Linked DNA regions of Homo sapiens: region 2 is linked to region 1. Evidence: read pairs that join two places in POLR2A ChIA-PET (ENCODE). Cell type or tissue: OCI-LY7. All regions are shown on one strand. Links, peaks and the distances in the headings refer to the core of each region. The heading gives the core; the rest is flanking DNA. Region 1 overlaps MYH14 (myosin heavy chain 14). Region 2 overlaps MYH14 (myosin heavy chain 14).

Region 1 (4,389 bases), core at 210-4,209:
CAGTGAGCCAAGATCAAGCCACTGCACTCCAGCCTGGGTGACAGAGCAAGACTCTGTCTCAAAAAACAAAAACAAACAAACAAACAAACAAACAAACAAACAAAAAAACCCAACAAACCCACCAAACATACCATATTTGGTTTCTGTAAAAAAATAAAAAAGAGAGAGAGAATTTTTAAAAAACAAAAACCATACTATCTAATTTACATTTTTAATCTTTTTATCTGTCTCCTGGGATTACAGCAGCTCTGTCAAATAGCAATATAATACAGGCCAGATGTGTAATGTAACATTTTCTAGTAGCCACATTTAATGATAAAAGTAAAAAAGGAACGGGTAACATTAATTTAATGATATATTTTATTTAACCCAGTAGATTGAAAATATTATCATTTCAGCATGTCATCAAATATTTAAAATCTCAGCAAACTATCTTTTTGTTGTACTAAGTCTTGGAAATCTGGTGTGTATCTTACACTTAGAACTCCAGATGGGGATATTTATATTTAAATTTTAAGATGGGGCTCGGTGGCTCACACCTGTAATCCCAGTACTTTGGGGAGCCAAGGCAGGAGGATCGCTTGAGCCCAGGAGTTTGAGACCAGTCTGGGCAACATAGAAGACCCTGTCTCTACAAAACAAATTTAAAAATTAGTAGGCATGGTGGCATGCCTGTTAATACATTTATTTTTTAATTAATAAATTTCAGACATGAATCACCTGAGGCTGGGAAGTCAAGGATGTGGTGAGCCGTGGTTGTACCACTGCACTCCAGCCTGAGCAACGGAGTGAAACCTCATCTCAAAATAAAATAAAATAGATTGAATTTAAATGAATGAAATTGAAAATGTGTTTCCTCAGTGACACATGCCACATTGCAAGTACCCGGTAGTGCACAGGTGGTGGTGGCTTCTGCAGTGGACAGCCCGGGGCTAGAAAGTAAACTTTTGGAGGCAGGCGTCTTCTTCCAGCTTGTCTGTTGCTCCATTGTCAGTGCCCAGAACTGAGCCTGGCCAGGAGTGGTGGCTCACGCCTGCAATCCCAGCACTTTGGGAGGCTGAAGAGGGTGGATCACCTGAGGTCAGGAGTTCAAGACCTGCCTGGACAACATAGTGAGACCCTAATTTCTACAAAAATTGAAAATAATTGGCCAGGCGCGGTGGCTCACACCTGTAATCCCAGCACTTTGGGAGGCCGAGGCGGGCAGATCACCAGGTCAGGGGATCGAGACCAACCTGGATAACACAGTGAAACGCTGTCTCTACTAAAAATAGAAAACAATAGCCGGGTATGGTGGCAGGCGCCTGTAGTCCCAGCTACTCAGGAGGCTGAGGCAGGAGAATGGCGTGAACCCAGGAGGCGGAGCTTGCAGTGAGCCGAGATCGTGCCACTGCACTCCAGCCTGGGCGACACAGTGAGACTCCATCTCAAAAAAAAAAAAAAAAGAAAATAATTAGCCGGGGCCGGGTGTGGTAGCTCATGCCTATAATCCCAGCACTTTGGGAGGCCGAGGCAGGCAGATCACCTGAGGTCAGGAGTTCGAGACCAGCCTGGCCAACATGGTGAAACCCTGTCTCTACTAAAAATACAAAAATTAGCTGGGCGTGGTGGCAGACGCCTGTAATCCCAGCTACTTGGGAGGCTGAGGCAGGAGAATCACTTGAACCCTGGATGCCGAGGTTGCAGTGAGCTGAGATCACGCCATTGCACTCCAGCCTGGGCAACAAGCGAGACTCCGTCTCAAAAAAAAAAAAAAAAAAAAAAAAAAAAAAAAGAACTGACCCTCTGAGCCTGGTTCACAGCCTAGCTTATTAAAGAATGAATGAGTGCCTAGAGAGGTGAATGAATGAAATGAGTAAGCTGGGTCTGTTAACCCACTTTGCAGAAGTATGGCAAGAGGTCTGGTAAAGGAAGGCAGAGGTGGCTGCCTGGGGAATTTGGGGTAGGGAAGGGAGGCCCGGGGGACGGAGCCCCATCTGACCCCCACCCTCTTTCTTTGCCCCTGCAGACCATGGCAGCCGTGACCATGTCGGTGCCCGGGCGGAAGGCGCCCCCCAGGCCGGGCCCAGTGCCCGAGGCGGCCCAGCCGTTCCTGTTCACGCCCCGCGGGCCCAGCGCGGGTGGCGGGCCTGGCTCGGGCACCTCCCCGCAGGTGGAGTGGACGGCCCGGCGTCTCGTGTGGGTGCCTTCGGAGCTTCACGGGTTCGAGGCGGCGGCGCTGCGGGACGAAGGCGAGGAGGAGGCGGAGGTGGAGCTGGCGGAGAGCGGGAGGCGGCTGCGACTGCCGCGGGACCAGATCCAGCGCATGAACCCGCCCAAGTTCAGCAAGGCCGAGGACATGGCCGAGCTGACCTGCCTCAACGAGGCCTCGGTCCTGCACAACCTCCGGGAGCGGTACTACTCCGGCCTCATCTACGTGAGTGGGCTCCTGCTGGGGGGCGCGTGCGGCGGAGTTGCTGCCGGTTGGGGAACCAGGTCCACCACCCGGCTCCCCTGCATTAACTTGAGGCTGTTTATCATCTGTATCCCATGTCCCGTGACTGTTCCTACACTTACATGGTTGCCAAATTATGAATTGTTGGATTACTAGGACAGCCTCGGAACCTACTGGGGACATTGCATGATACATATGGTAGATAAACTGTATTATTTTCCTAAAGTATAAAACGTTCCAATTTCTCAGATATAGCTCATCCCGAGTTTTAAGGAACGGAAACAGATGTGTGACAATCATTAATGTGAATCACTGAGTATAGAAATGTGTTGCTTGAGGTTCAAGACCAGCCTGGGCAACAAAACGAGACCCTATCTCTTAAAAAAAGATAAATTAGCCAGGTGTGGTGGTGGCCCGTGCCTTTAGTCTCACCTTCTAGGAAGACTGAGGCAGGAGGATCACTTGAGCCCGGGAGGTCAAGGCTGCAGTGAGCTATGATGATACCACTGCACTCCAGCCTGGGTGACAGCACAAGACCCTGTCTCAAAAAAAGACAAAAAGCAAAAACCTTATGCTAGGCTCTGTGCTAAATGCCTATCTATTAATTCATTCAATCTCACCATAGGAAAGATAGAGTCTATTATTATTACCATTTTACCTAAGAGGCAAATGAGGCCCAGAGAGAGTTAATAACAATAAAAATGAACATTTATTAAACATTTACCAACCATTCTTCCAAGCTTTCTAAAATACATTGCCTCTGTACATTTTCAGAATTATAAAGCATCTGATCCTCATTTTACAGGTAAGAAAACTGAGGCACAGAGAGTTCAAGGTCACACAATTAGACCTGACAGAGCCAGGTAGTCTGTCTTCTCACTTTGCTGTGGTGCCTCTTAAGATTGAGATGGGGCTGGGAATGGTGGTTCATGCCTGTAATCTCAGTACTTTGAGAGGCTGAGGTGGGTGGATTGCTTGAGCCCAGGAGTTCGGGACCATCCTGGGCATGGCAAAACCCCATCCCTGCAAAAAAAAAAAAAATACAATAAATTAGCTGGGCATGGTGGCACACTCTTGTAGTCCCAGTTACTTGGGAGGCTGAGGTGGGAGAATCACCTGAGCCCTGAAGGTGGAGGCTGCAGTGAGCTGTGATGGCGCTACTGTACTCCAGCCTGGGTAACAAATCAAGACCCTGTCTCAAACAAAACGAAACAATACAAAAACCCATTGAGAAGAGATTGATGATACTTAGGTTGACTATGGTAGTCTTCCCACGTCTGTGCTAAGCATTGGAGGTTCGTTGCATTTTTAAAACTCTTTACAGCAAACGGATGGGGTAGAGCAGTGGTTCTTAACCCCACCTCTATGGTAGAATCATTTGGGGAATTCTTAGAAAATACCAGTGACGGAGCCCCACCCCAGAACTTTCAGTCGAGCTCTCTGGGGCTGTGACATGAACATTGGTATTTTTAATAAGCTTCCAAGGAGGTTCTAATGGGCAGCCAAGGGGTTATTAATTTCATTGAACAAAAGAGCAAACAGGATTAGAGAGATTGACAAGGAATATGGACAATCATAATGAAAAATAATAATAAGAGGAGGCTAGCAAATATTTAATCGAGCACTCGTGATGTGCCAAGCACTGTTCTAAGTGTGGCGTGTGAGTTATCAGCTTCCCTCTGGGCCAGGGACTGCTGATATCACCTGATGTTCAGGATGTTAAGTGACCCACAGCCATGAAGGAATCACGCCAGGATTTGAACCCAGGCAGCTGGTTCCAGAGTCATGCTCCAAACTCTAGCTTAGACTGGTGGGGTCTCACAGCTTTGCTCCAACATCCACCCCTCTGAGGTTCACAAAGCGGAAGATTAGAATATTTTTGTGAAGTCCCACTCCTACTTGGAGATCGAGGCTCTGAGATAAGCAGTGGCTGGCTCAGGGTCCCTCAGCTTGTG
Region 2 (4,389 bases), core at 154-4,153, 56 kb after region 1:
CTCCCGCTTGGCTTTCCTCCGTGATGATCACCAACAGAGGCTTTCCACACAGGGGCCACCAGCAGATGGAGTCTTGCCCCTAACAACCTTGGCCAGCCTGGTCTCTCTTATCATAGAGCTCCAGCCAGATTCCCAGGTTTCATGCTCATTGGCCCAGCTGGAGTCATGTGACCATCCCAGAGCCAGTTAGTAGGGATCAGATGAGCCAGGCTGGCATCACATGCCTACCCAAAGCAGAGGGTGCCAAGCCAGGTCGCCATGCACCATGGAGCTCAGGGACTAGGTGTTCCCCCAGGGGGAAATTGGAAAGGAATGAGAAGGATGGAGGTTTTGGGGGCAGTAATGTAATTCTGAATACGATGTCTGAGAGATCAGCCTGCATTCCCTTGGTCAGTGTTAACTGAGCACCTACTATGTGCCCAGAACTTTTATAGAGGCTGGGGTAAATGGTGATTAAAAAGAGACAAGGTCCTGCCACCATGGAGCTCACAGTCTGGGACAAGAGTTGCTGCACTGCGGCCTGTGGGCCAGATGGCTGTTTTTGCAAAAGCCCTTTCGTTAGCATGGTGTCTGCAGCTGCATCTGAGCTACAGCAGCTGAGTGGAGTAGGTAAACAGCCAGAAGCTGAGGTTAGGGGCTCACACCTGTAATCCCAGCACTTCGGGAGGCCAAGGCAGGAGCATCACTTGAGCCCAAGAGTTCAAGACCAGCCTGGGCAACAAAGTGAGACCCTCATCTCTACAAAAAAAAAAAAAACAAAAACAAAAACTGGGTGTAGTGGTGCACACCTGTAGTCCCAGCTACTTGGGACGAAGGATTGCTTAAGCCCAGGAGTATGAGGCTACAGTAAGCCATGATCGCATCACTGCACTACAGCTTGGGTGACAAGAGTGAGACCCTGTCTTGAAAAAATAAATCAAAATTAAAAACTGGCCAGGCACGGAGGCGTATGCCTGTAATCCCAGCAGTTTGGGAGGCTGAGGCAGGTGGATCACTTCAGGTCAGGGGTTTGAGCCCAGCCTGGCCAATATGATGGAACCCTGTCACTACTAAAAATACAAAAATTAGCTGGATGTGGTGTCAGGCACCTGTAATCCCAGCTACTCAGGAGGCTGAGGCAGGTGAATCGCTTGAACTTGGAAGGTGAAGGTTGCAGTGAGCCAAGATCGCACCACTGCACTCCAGCCTGGGTGACAGAGTGAGACTCTGTCTCAAAATAAATAAATAAATAAAAATAAAAATTAATAATAAATAAAAAACAGCCAGGGTGGCCTGTAAAATCTCAAATATTTCCTGCCTGGCCCTTGAAGAAAAAGTTTGCCTACCTTAGGTGTTGGGGGTTGGGGTCAAGTAGGATTTGATTGGCATCATTTGAGAAATGTGAATGATACCTGCGAAAGATGCAAGGAGTCGGGGCAGAAAAGGAGAGAATAGAAGGGATACAGAATTGGGTGGAGAGGAAAAGAATCAAGTAGACTTGTGTAGAACGGAGTAGAATATGATTGAACAGAAATTATCAGAGCAGATCTCACTTAGCAAGGGCGACGAGGTTTTGTGAAATTTTTGTTTCAGTTCTGTGTGTACCTCTGTCACTGCAGCCTGAATCATGCCATGTAAAGCTCATCTCTCACTAAGGACCTTGGACTAACAGGCTTAAGAAACACTGGCCTTTGGCCAGGCATGGTGGCTCATGCCTATATCCCAACACTTTGGGAGGCTGAGGTGGGTGGATTACTTGAGGCCGGGAGTTGGAGACCAGCCTGGCCAACATAGCGAAACCCTCTCTACTGAAAGCACAAAAATTAGCCGGACGTGGTGGCATACGCCTGTAATCCCAGCTACTCGGGAGGCTGAGGCAGGAGAATCGCTTGAACCTGGGAGGCAGAGGTTGCAGTGAGCCGAGATCCCACCACTGCACTCCAGCCTGGGCGAGAGAGCAAGACTCTGTCGAAAGGAAGGAAGGAAGGGAGGAAAAAAGGAAGGAAGGAAGGACTGTTCCACAGAATAGCAGCAGCCACAGTACACAGTGTCTCTTGGATGTGGAAGGATCCTTTAGCCAGAGAGATTAGATAGATCAATAGTGTATTTAGTGGTGCTTGCCTGTACCTGTCAGTGTTCTAGGCCTGTGACCAGGGACTGTTGCCAAGGCGGGGACACACAGCTAATAGGTGGAGGAGAAGGGATTTGAACCCAGAAACTCAAACCCCACTAAGAGTGTGAGGTCTTGGCGCCTGAAGTCAGCCATTCCACCCCTTTCACCTCCACCTAGGTGAAGCCACTGCTGCAGGTGACGCGGCAGGATGAGGTGCTGCAGGCACGGGCCCAGGAGCTGCAGAAAGTGCAGGAGCTACAGCAGCAGAGCGCCCGCGAAGTTGGGGAGCTCCAGGGCCGAGTGGCACAGGTGAGGGGGCGGGGGCAGGGCGTGGGGGCGTGTCTTCGGGGTGGGGCTGTGTCGCATGGGTGGAGCCAGGTGTGAGGGGCGGGGCTTCCGGCTGAGCCAGCCTGTGCCCAGGCAGGGCTGTCGGGAGGATGGGAGCAAAGCTAAGGTGTACTGAGGCCGGGCGGGGATTGGGGCTGTTTAGTTTGGTTGAGTCGTGACGTACAGGGAGCAGGGCCCTGGGGGTGTAGCCAGGGTATGGGCCGGGTAGGGGTGGGGTGGGAGAGTCCTGCAGAGCCAGAATGGAGCTGGGCTGTAGGATCTGGGGGCAGGGGCCTCAGCTGTGGCCGGGCTATGGTATGCAGGTGGCGAACTTATAACTGTTTCCAGTATTTCAGCTATCTTAAAATAATGCTAGAACATTTGGGAGGCTGACGCGGGCAGATCACCTGAGGTCAGGAGTTCAAGACCACTCTGGCCAACATGGTGAAACCCCGTCTCTACTAAAAATGCAAAAATTAGCCGGGTGTGATGGCGCACGCCTGTAATCCCAGCTACTCTGGGAGGTGGAGGTTGCAGTGAGCCGAGATGGCGCCACCGCACTCCAGCCTGGTCGGCAGAGTGAGACTCTGTCTCAAAAATAATAATAATAATAATAATAATGCTAGAACAAACCCCTTCTTGAGCATTTTTCTGTTTGCCTTTTCTGCATTATTTCCTGTGGTTACATTTTAGGTATGAAATGTATTAAATGAAATGTGAGGTAGTAGAAAGACCCCTCGGGGGTTATTTGAAGGATGGACTGGAAGGGGAAAGGCTAGAGTCTGGGAGGCTGGGGAGGAGGCTGGAGAGAGACAGGTGAGAGAAGGAAAGACCTGAGCCTGTTGGGGCTGTAGGGACAGAGAGGAGGGGCCAGAGAGAGCAGGGGTGCAGACTGATGGCTGTGAGAGGTGAGGGAGGGCATCCCCAGGATTCTGACTTAGTGATTAGGGGGATGTGGGCTCATCCTGAGATGGGGACCTGAGGGGGAGGAGGTGGGGACACCGTGTCCTCCTGCCCCTCAGTCCTGCCCTGGAGAACTTAAAGGCCAAAGCAAGTTACAAGGCAGTAGGCACCCAGTGCAGGTTGCCCTGGGAGCACTGCCTGCTGACCACTAACCTCCCACACACTCCCCAGCTGGAAGAGGAGCGCGCCCGCCTGGCAGAGCAATTGCGAGCAGAGGCAGAACTGTGTGCAGAGGCCGAGGAGACGCGGGGGAGGCTGGCAGCCCGCAAGCAGGAGCTGGAGCTGGTGGTGTCAGAGCTGGAGGCTCGCGTGGGCGAGGAGGAGGAGTGCAGCCGTCAAATGCAAACCGAGAAGAAGAGGCTGCAGCAGCACATACAGGTCTGGCCCCTTGCATGCCCACCAGGCCACCCTCCAGACCCCTCTGTCTACACCATCCACCTTTGCTTCTACAAACCGTGTGTCTTTGGGCCATGAATTTGTAGAAAACTCAGTTCTAAGTGAATTTGCAAAAAGAATACATTTTTGATTCAGATCGCGGGAGACCTTAAAATGTGTGAGCTTCACCTATGGATGGATCCAGGCATCCAAGTGATATGTTCAGCTTCAGGCCTGGCTGGATCCAGGTGTCTGAGTGATTTCCTCAGCTTCAGGCATGGCTGGATGCAGGAATCCAAGTGATATCCTCAGCTTCAGGCATGGCTGGATCCAGGCGCCTAAGTGATGTCCTCAGCTTCAGGCATGGCTGGATCCAGGCATCCAAGTGATATCCTCAGCTTCAGGCATGGCTGGATCCAGGTGCCCAAGTGATGTCCTTAGCTTCAGGCATGGCTGGATCCAGGCATTCAGGCAATGTTCTCAGTACTCCCCCTCTCTCCGTCTCCTGGCTGCATTCACGGGCAGGCTGCCCTCATGGTTCCCCTTCAAAATCTAGTGTGTATTTTACACTACAGCACATCTCAATTCAGATGCTAAATTTTCATTGGAAATACTTGATCTGTATTTCTATT

Evidence for each region. Peaks named below come from ENCODE experiments on the same cell type or tissue, not always from the same donor. Only the 100,000 strongest peaks of a DNase experiment are listed, where the experiment ranks them.
Region 2: POLR2A ChIA-PET joins it to region 1 with 5 read pairs; 7 of 35 experiments call an interaction of 5 or more read pairs at or near these places.

What each region holds. Positions count from the first base shown.
Region 1 is chr19:50,208,355-50,212,743 of GRCh38, forward strand. It overlaps MYH14 (myosin heavy chain 14), which reads left to right. Exons shown (of 43, transcript NM_001145809.2): 2 at 2,009-2,416. The coding sequence starts at 2,012. Among named protein-coding and RNA genes, the nearest start is that of MYH14, 6.9 kb to the left of the region's middle. In OCI-LY7, for the core only: no CTCF peak of the experiment used is centred there; no DNase peak of the experiment used is centred there.
Region 2 is chr19:50,264,608-50,268,996 of GRCh38, forward strand. MYH14 (myosin heavy chain 14) reads left to right here. Exons shown (of 43, transcript NM_001145809.2): 23 at 2,270-2,401; 24 at 3,554-3,760. Among named protein-coding and RNA genes, the nearest start is that of KCNC3, 63 kb to the right of the region's middle. In OCI-LY7, for the core only: no CTCF peak of the experiment used is centred there; a DNase peak (open chromatin) is centred at 2,494.